2 separate regions of the Homo sapiens genome follow, and region 1 is linked to region 2. Evidence: chromatin contacts called from ENCODE Hi-C or POLR2A ChIA-PET data. All regions are on one chromosome and are shown on one strand. The core of a region is the stretch at or near the end of the contact, and the rest is flanking DNA. Distances in the headings are between cores, read along the strand shown.

What was found. A loop is a pair of places that touch in the nucleus more often than their neighbours do. ChIA-PET counts read pairs that join two places held with the same protein, here RNA polymerase II (POLR2A).
Region 1: a loop to region 2 is called in a map of cardiac septum, with 4 times the contacts of the local background. The contact joins the promoter of SNX29-AS2 here to the enhancer-like site in region 2. A Hi-C loop is called at or near these places in 4 of 168 maps with a recorded cell type or tissue (CD8-positive, alpha-beta T cell, GM13976, cardiac septum and 1 more). POLR2A ChIA-PET finds 5 or more read pairs at or near these places in 3 of 52 experiments (H1, HEK293 and activated CD4-positive, alpha-beta T cell).

The regions. Positions count from the first base shown.
Region 1 is chr16:12,370,995-12,374,191 of GRCh38, reverse strand. SNX29-AS2 (SNX29 antisense RNA 2) reads left to right here and starts at 1,591. Exons shown (of 2, transcript NR_188406.1): 1 at 1,591-1,660. The region is part of intron 16 of SNX29 (sorting nexin 29); the gene reads right to left. LOC105371087 (a long non-coding RNA gene) reads right to left here. Exons shown (of 3, transcript XR_933083.4): 1 at 1,283-3,197; 2 at 1,164-1,190; 3 at 1-523.
Region 2 is chr16:12,314,366-12,317,414 of GRCh38, reverse strand. The region is part of intron 15 of SNX29 (sorting nexin 29); the gene reads right to left. Among named protein-coding and RNA genes, the nearest start is that of SNX29-AS2, 57 kb to the left of the region's middle. RefSeq lists enhancers at 1-611, 1,629-1,923, 1,668-2,353, 2,354-3,041. Within about 2 kb of position 1,759, at least 3 of the 41 ENCODE cell types and tissues checked have a DNase peak (open chromatin) inside an H3K27ac peak, as active enhancers do.

The DNA.
Region 1 (3,197 bases), core at 342-2,841, 57 kb before region 2:
CCAATGAATAAATAGGTGAAGTGTCATCCAAACTGGATCTTGGGGAATGGGCTAGACACAGCCCACCATCCAGTGGGGAGAAGTGGTATTCCAGAGGGGACCTGGAGGAGCAGGGCCAAACCTCTGCTAGCCAGCCCTTGCTCCTCCACCATTAGCTTCCCCAGTTAAGCCCTGGCTTATTCCAACAGCCACTGCTGAAGGCACCAGTTCTCTCTGTGACTGATGGATAATTTCATACCCAAATTGGAAACCACTTAAATTGAGACATCAGGAAAACCAGAGGCGGGCAACATATGATATCTCTTTATATTTGACAGCAAGTAAAATGTGAAAACAGCAGTGTTGACCATCTTGAGACAAATAAACCCACAGTCCCTTGGTGGTTTGTGGGGCAGGCACAGAATGCTTCATTTCAGCCAAATTCACCATGTGTGTTCAGGGCATCGGTAGTCAGGATGCTAAGGTGAAAAGCGGGAACTAAGATTCACGCATTCAGCCAATGCTTTATACTCTGTATCAGGTGCTGGGGACACAGCCATACATAAAATGGACAAAGGAGAGAGCAAATAAACAACTCTATGCCAAGTAGCATTAGTATTATGAGGAAAAATAAAGCAGGAGAGTGCTATTTTAACCAAGTTTATGATATAAGCTGATATTTTATTCCCTACTTTGGATGATTTAGAGGCATTTACTGTTTAAAACCTCATACAACTCTCTTTGGTGGGCATTCCTAGACCCATTTAAAGATGAGGATATGGGCCAGGCATAGCAGCTCATATACTTGTAATCCCAGCACTATGGGAGGCCGAGGCAGGAGGATCACTTGAGCCCAGGAGTTTGAGACCAGCCTGGGCCATATAGTGAAACCCCATCTCTATAAAAATTTGAGTTAGCCAAGTGTGGTGGTGCATGCCTGTAATCCCAGCTACTCAGGAGGCTGAGGTGGGAGGACTGCTTGAGCCCACAAGTCGGAGGCTGCAGCGAGCTATGACTGCACCACTGCACTCCAGTCTGGGCAACACAGCGAGACTGTCTCTTAAAAAAATTAAAAATACAAAATGTAAAGAAATAAAGGTGAGGACATGAAGACTCTAAAAAGAGACTTACAGCTCCATCTCCTACTAATCATGGGGACATGGAGACTTGGGGATATTGCCTACCTTATCTGTGCCTTAGTCTTGTCATCTCTAAAATGGAGACATGAGAACCTACATCAGTGCTTGCTACTACATGCACAGCTCATGGAATAGGATTTGGTATGTAATAAGTGCCAGTATACCTGTCTGCAGGTAGGAGTGTAAATGACACTCCCACTTTCAAGAACTTCATTATCTCATGGAGAAGCCACAGGATACATCCATGAAACTAGCAATGAGAATATTGTGAGCAAACCATGTCGATTGATACCACCATTCCCGCTGCCTAACAGGCCCATCTTCCTGATCAACTTCAACTCATCCTTAAAAACTCAAGTCAAACGTCTCCTCTTTGAAACCTTCCATGACATACCCCAGCAGGTAACTAACCCCACCATTGTGCCATCATTATACTTGATACCTACAGAATTCTATTTCTTACTCATTGCTCATTCTTTCATTCAACTACTGTGCATCAACAGCCTGCCATCTACCACCCCCTCATGAACCTCCAGGGCAAGGTATGTTTAGTATGTCTGTGTCTTCCACCGACGACAAACTTCTTGGGGGCCAAATAACTGAGTGTAGCTCAACGGAATTAATTAACTAATGAATAAACAAAGAACAACATAAGATTAGACAAAGTGAGCGGTCCAGAGGGGAAGAGGATTACAGGAATTTAAAGAACATTAGAAACGTACCTACCAAAACTCACTATTGACAGCGCCACTAGGGGCTTTCTCAAAGAATGAATGACACCTTGAAGGATGGGGAAGATTTGGAAGAGTGTGAAAGAGGAGGAAGTCGACATATATTCATGACTGAAGAATGCAAAGTCTCAAAACAATCTGAACAGTATAAATTATCCCATTTGTGTTAAAAATAGATGTGCGTTAGGCATGTGTGTGTGTATATATATGCCTGCCTATATGCAAATGCATAAAAAATACCTGGAAGGGTATATACCAAACGCTTCACAGCAGGATCGCTAGGAGGGAACACTTGTCTTTTGTACTCTAGATAGTTGTGCATTATTTATATTCTTTCAGAAATGTATTTTTATATTATTTATATAACTTAGAAAAAATGTTAAACCATGTCTTCTAAAAGACAAATGGTGAAAATGCAGAGCGATGGAAGTAGAAGGAACAGGAGGAGCAAATGCTGAGGGACAGGACTCGGTGGAGAAAGAGCAGACGAAAAGACATAGGGCGAAGGCGAGAGTCAGGTCCTGCTTCGCCATCTGCCATATTATTTTTAAAACAAAGCTAAAAAATATCTGCGTTGCATTGCAGCACTGGGGGCAAGAGTTGGCTGCAAGCTTTGCTCTAACAGGACAGTGTGGCGATTCCCACAGGAGGCCCACACACTCAGGCTGGCATAGGCAATGACACCCTGGACAGGAGAAACGAAAGGAAGCCACTCTCCCCGAACAGAAATAAAAATCTGGCTGGGTGCAGTGGCTCACGCCTATAATCCCAGCACTTTGGGAGGCTGAGGCAGGATTGCTTGAGCCCAGAAGTTCGAGACCAGTATGGGCAACATAGAAAGACCCTGTCTCTACAAAAAAATTTTAAAAATAACAAAATTAGCCAGGCATGGTGGTATGCACCTATAGTGCCAGCTTCTCCGGAGCCTGAAGTGCAAGGATCGCTGAGCCCAGGAGTTTGAGGCTGCAGTGAGCTATAAGTACACCACTGCCCTCCAGCCTGAGGGACAGAGAAAGACCCTGTCTCTATTTAGGAAAGAGGAAAGGAAGGAAAGAGGGAAGGAAGGGAGGGAGGGAGGAGGGAAGAGAGAAAGAAAGGAAGGAAGGAAGGAAGGTTGGTCCAAAGGAGCTTGAAGTTCTTCCAACTTTATCAAAAGCCTTGGCTGATCCCCAACGCCTGGCTGGCAACATCAGTTGCATCCCCAACCACCGCTTTGAGATGGACAAGGCCCTCCATTTTCGAATATCTGGGAGAACACCATCTGAACTCTGATCAACAAAATCACCTTCCTCAGAAACCAGGACGGCAGCTCTGCAGACCTCATGGGCAAGAAAGCTGTGGCCCAAGA
Region 2 (3,049 bases), core at 510-3,009:
AGCCCCATTGTAAGGACAGCTTATTTGTGAGGGCTTCACGGAAGAGCCAAGACAGAGAAGGACACACAGAAGCCAGGGGGAAGACGAGGGGAGCCACCTGTTCAGACTGAGTCCTGCGCATCTGGGGCCTGCGAAGGTCCCTGCACCCAAGTGTGTCTCTGGAGGGAGTGACAGCCAGCAGCCAAGCCTTCACAGGCCCATGCATGGGCACTGGAGCAGCTGCCCCATGGATTGTTAACCTAAAGACAGTCCGCCACTCCCTTCTCCAAGGTCCTGGGTGCCTGTACAATAGGAAAGTGGAAAGAGAAAACTTCTGGGAGAAACACTGTAACCGAATTTCCTCTCACCTGGGCAGGTAGGAGGCAAACTGGAAAAGAACAATTCAAGTTACATTCCATTTAATAAAGGAATCACTGAATGTGAGGTTTCTAGCCCTCTGTGATGGGCTCCTGCCCTAGCCACCACTGTATGATCAATTTTGAATCCAATAACCAGAATGAGACTGAAAACCTGTCTCTCTACTCAATCCCCTCCATACCTTCCCAAAGGCCTCAGAAGATTTCACTTTCCACCACCTTCAAGGATCACTGTGCAGCAACCTGGAGCTCATGGTTCCATCCCTGGGAGGGCTGCAGAAAGAGCCAGGAGGGAAGAGGATGCAGAGAAGCCAGGGGCAGGAAGGAGGGATGGGAGAGAAGGAAGTGTGCCTGCCCTAACCAAGCCCAGTGAGCGGGACCTTAAGATGTGGAACGGGGCAGGGGGAGCATAACAAAGACCTTGGGGGGCACAGAAGGAGTGGGAGGGAGGCCCCTGAGGTGAGAGAGAGCAAGATCCCGATTTGGGTAAGAAGAGGACTTTTTTTGTTGTTTTTTGAAATGGAGTTTCGCTCTGTCTCCCAGGTTGGAGTGCAGTGGCACAATCTCGGCTCACTGCAACCTCCGCCTCCTGGATTCAAGCAATTCTCTTGCCTCAGCCTCCAGAGTAGCAGGGATTACAGGTGCCTGCCACCACGCCCAGCTAATTTTTGTATTTTTAATAGAGACGGGGTTTCCCCATGTTGGCCAGGATGATCTCAATCTCTTGACCTCGTGATCCACCCACCTCGGCCTTGTGATCCACCCACCCTGGCCTCCCAGAAGAGGCCTTTTGAATCTGATGCTAGTTTAGACAAGTCAGCCCTGTCCCTGTGGAACCTATCCCAAATTCTTCCCGCCCCACTGGCTACAGCCAGTCCCTCCAATCTGCCAAGCTCTCCTGCTTCTGGCCTTCACCTTTGCTGTCTCTCTGCCTGGGATGCTCCCCTCCTAGATCTTTGTACTTCAAGCAACATCTCCCTTCCCCAGCCAGCATTCACCCAATCACATCACCCCGTGCCTTCTTCGGAGCACTCAGCTGTATCTGAGAACAGCCTGGCTACGCAGTTGTGTATCTGTTGAGTGTCTATCTCACTCACTAGAAAGGATCTTCCATGGGAGCAGAGGCCTGATGCAGTTCACCCCATTACATCTCCAGCCCCTGACCCAGAAGAGATGCCTCCTGATTTAATAACAATATTGACAGTCCTATAGAGCAGGGGTGACAAACTCTCTACCATGAGTCAAATCCAGCCCATCATCCATTTTTGTAAATAAGTTTTATTGGAACTGTATTAGTCTGTTAGGGCTGTGGTAACAAAATACCACAGACGGTTGTTCAAACAACAGAAATCTACTTCCCACAGTTGTAGAGGGGCAAAGTCCAAGATCAAGGTGCCAGCAGGGTTGGTTTCTCCTGAGGCCACTCCACGGCTTGCAGATGACCATCTTTTTTGTGGTGTCTTTACACTGTCTCATCTCTGCACGCACACAGGCCCCACCCTAATGACGTTTTATCTTAATTACCTCCTTAATGGCCCTATCTCCATATACATTCACACTGGGGGTTAGGGATTCAATATGTAAATGATGGGGGCAACACAATTCCATCCACATAACAAATGAGCATTGCTGTGTTCTGTTTACATAGCATCTCTGGCTGCTTTCCTGGAATGACAGCCAAGTTGAGGGCTGGAAGCAGAGGCGTTAGATCCACAAGGTGTAAAGAATTTACTCTCTGGCCACCCTTTATGGAAGAAAAATACTCATCCCTGGTCCGGAGCAAGGCCCCTACTGTTTGACATATCACAACAACAATAATTTTCTGCATCACTCTCAACTGGGAGGCCCCACTGAAGCCCGGTCCAATGCACCTGGCCACTCTTCTTCTGCTTCACAGTCACCAGGGGTTCTATCATTCCCCTGAGACAAAAGGAGACAGTGAGGCCTCCCATGATTCCAGAGGATGAAACCAGAGATTAAAAGGTACAAGCCCATGAAGTCATAATTAAGATATGTGCAGAAAATTAGGGAACAGAATTGCCTGTCAAATGCCAGCCCTAGAGCAATTTTGTGGAACTTGTGGTTTGCTAATACCACATCCATTAATAATTCAGAAACCACTCAAGGATTATTGAGAAGACGAGAATTTGGTGCCACAGGCCTCCCGGTAGGAGACAGAATAACATCGTGTGTGTCATGTTTTAGCCACCAAAATCTATCAAGGGCAAGGACATGATGGCTTTTATTCTTCCTGCTGCTTCTTTCTGCTCAACCACAGTTTCAATCAGAACCAATTCAAGTGAACACTGCAACTGCTGACTATCCCCCAACATTCTTTTTGATTTAGTGTTATAAAATCCACCAAGCTGTAGAATCAAAGAACCTCAGTTGCAAAAGCTCACAGGAAAGAAGATGCTGAAGAAACAGCTTTAAGTTTTTAAAATAAAGACTTAAGTGGTATATCTTGCATATCAGGATCCATTCCAGCCTATTCATAAACACTAACTCATTTAGTCCTCACAACAAACCACTATTAAGACCTTCATGTTACAGATGAGTAAAATGAGACAGAGAAAGGCTAGGGAACTCGGCTGAGGCCACACGGCTAGGAAGTCACGGAGCCAAGAGTCCAGCCTGAGCTGTCTGGCTCCAGAGTCCACTCGCAACCACCACTCTGTGCTGCTTCTCTTTCA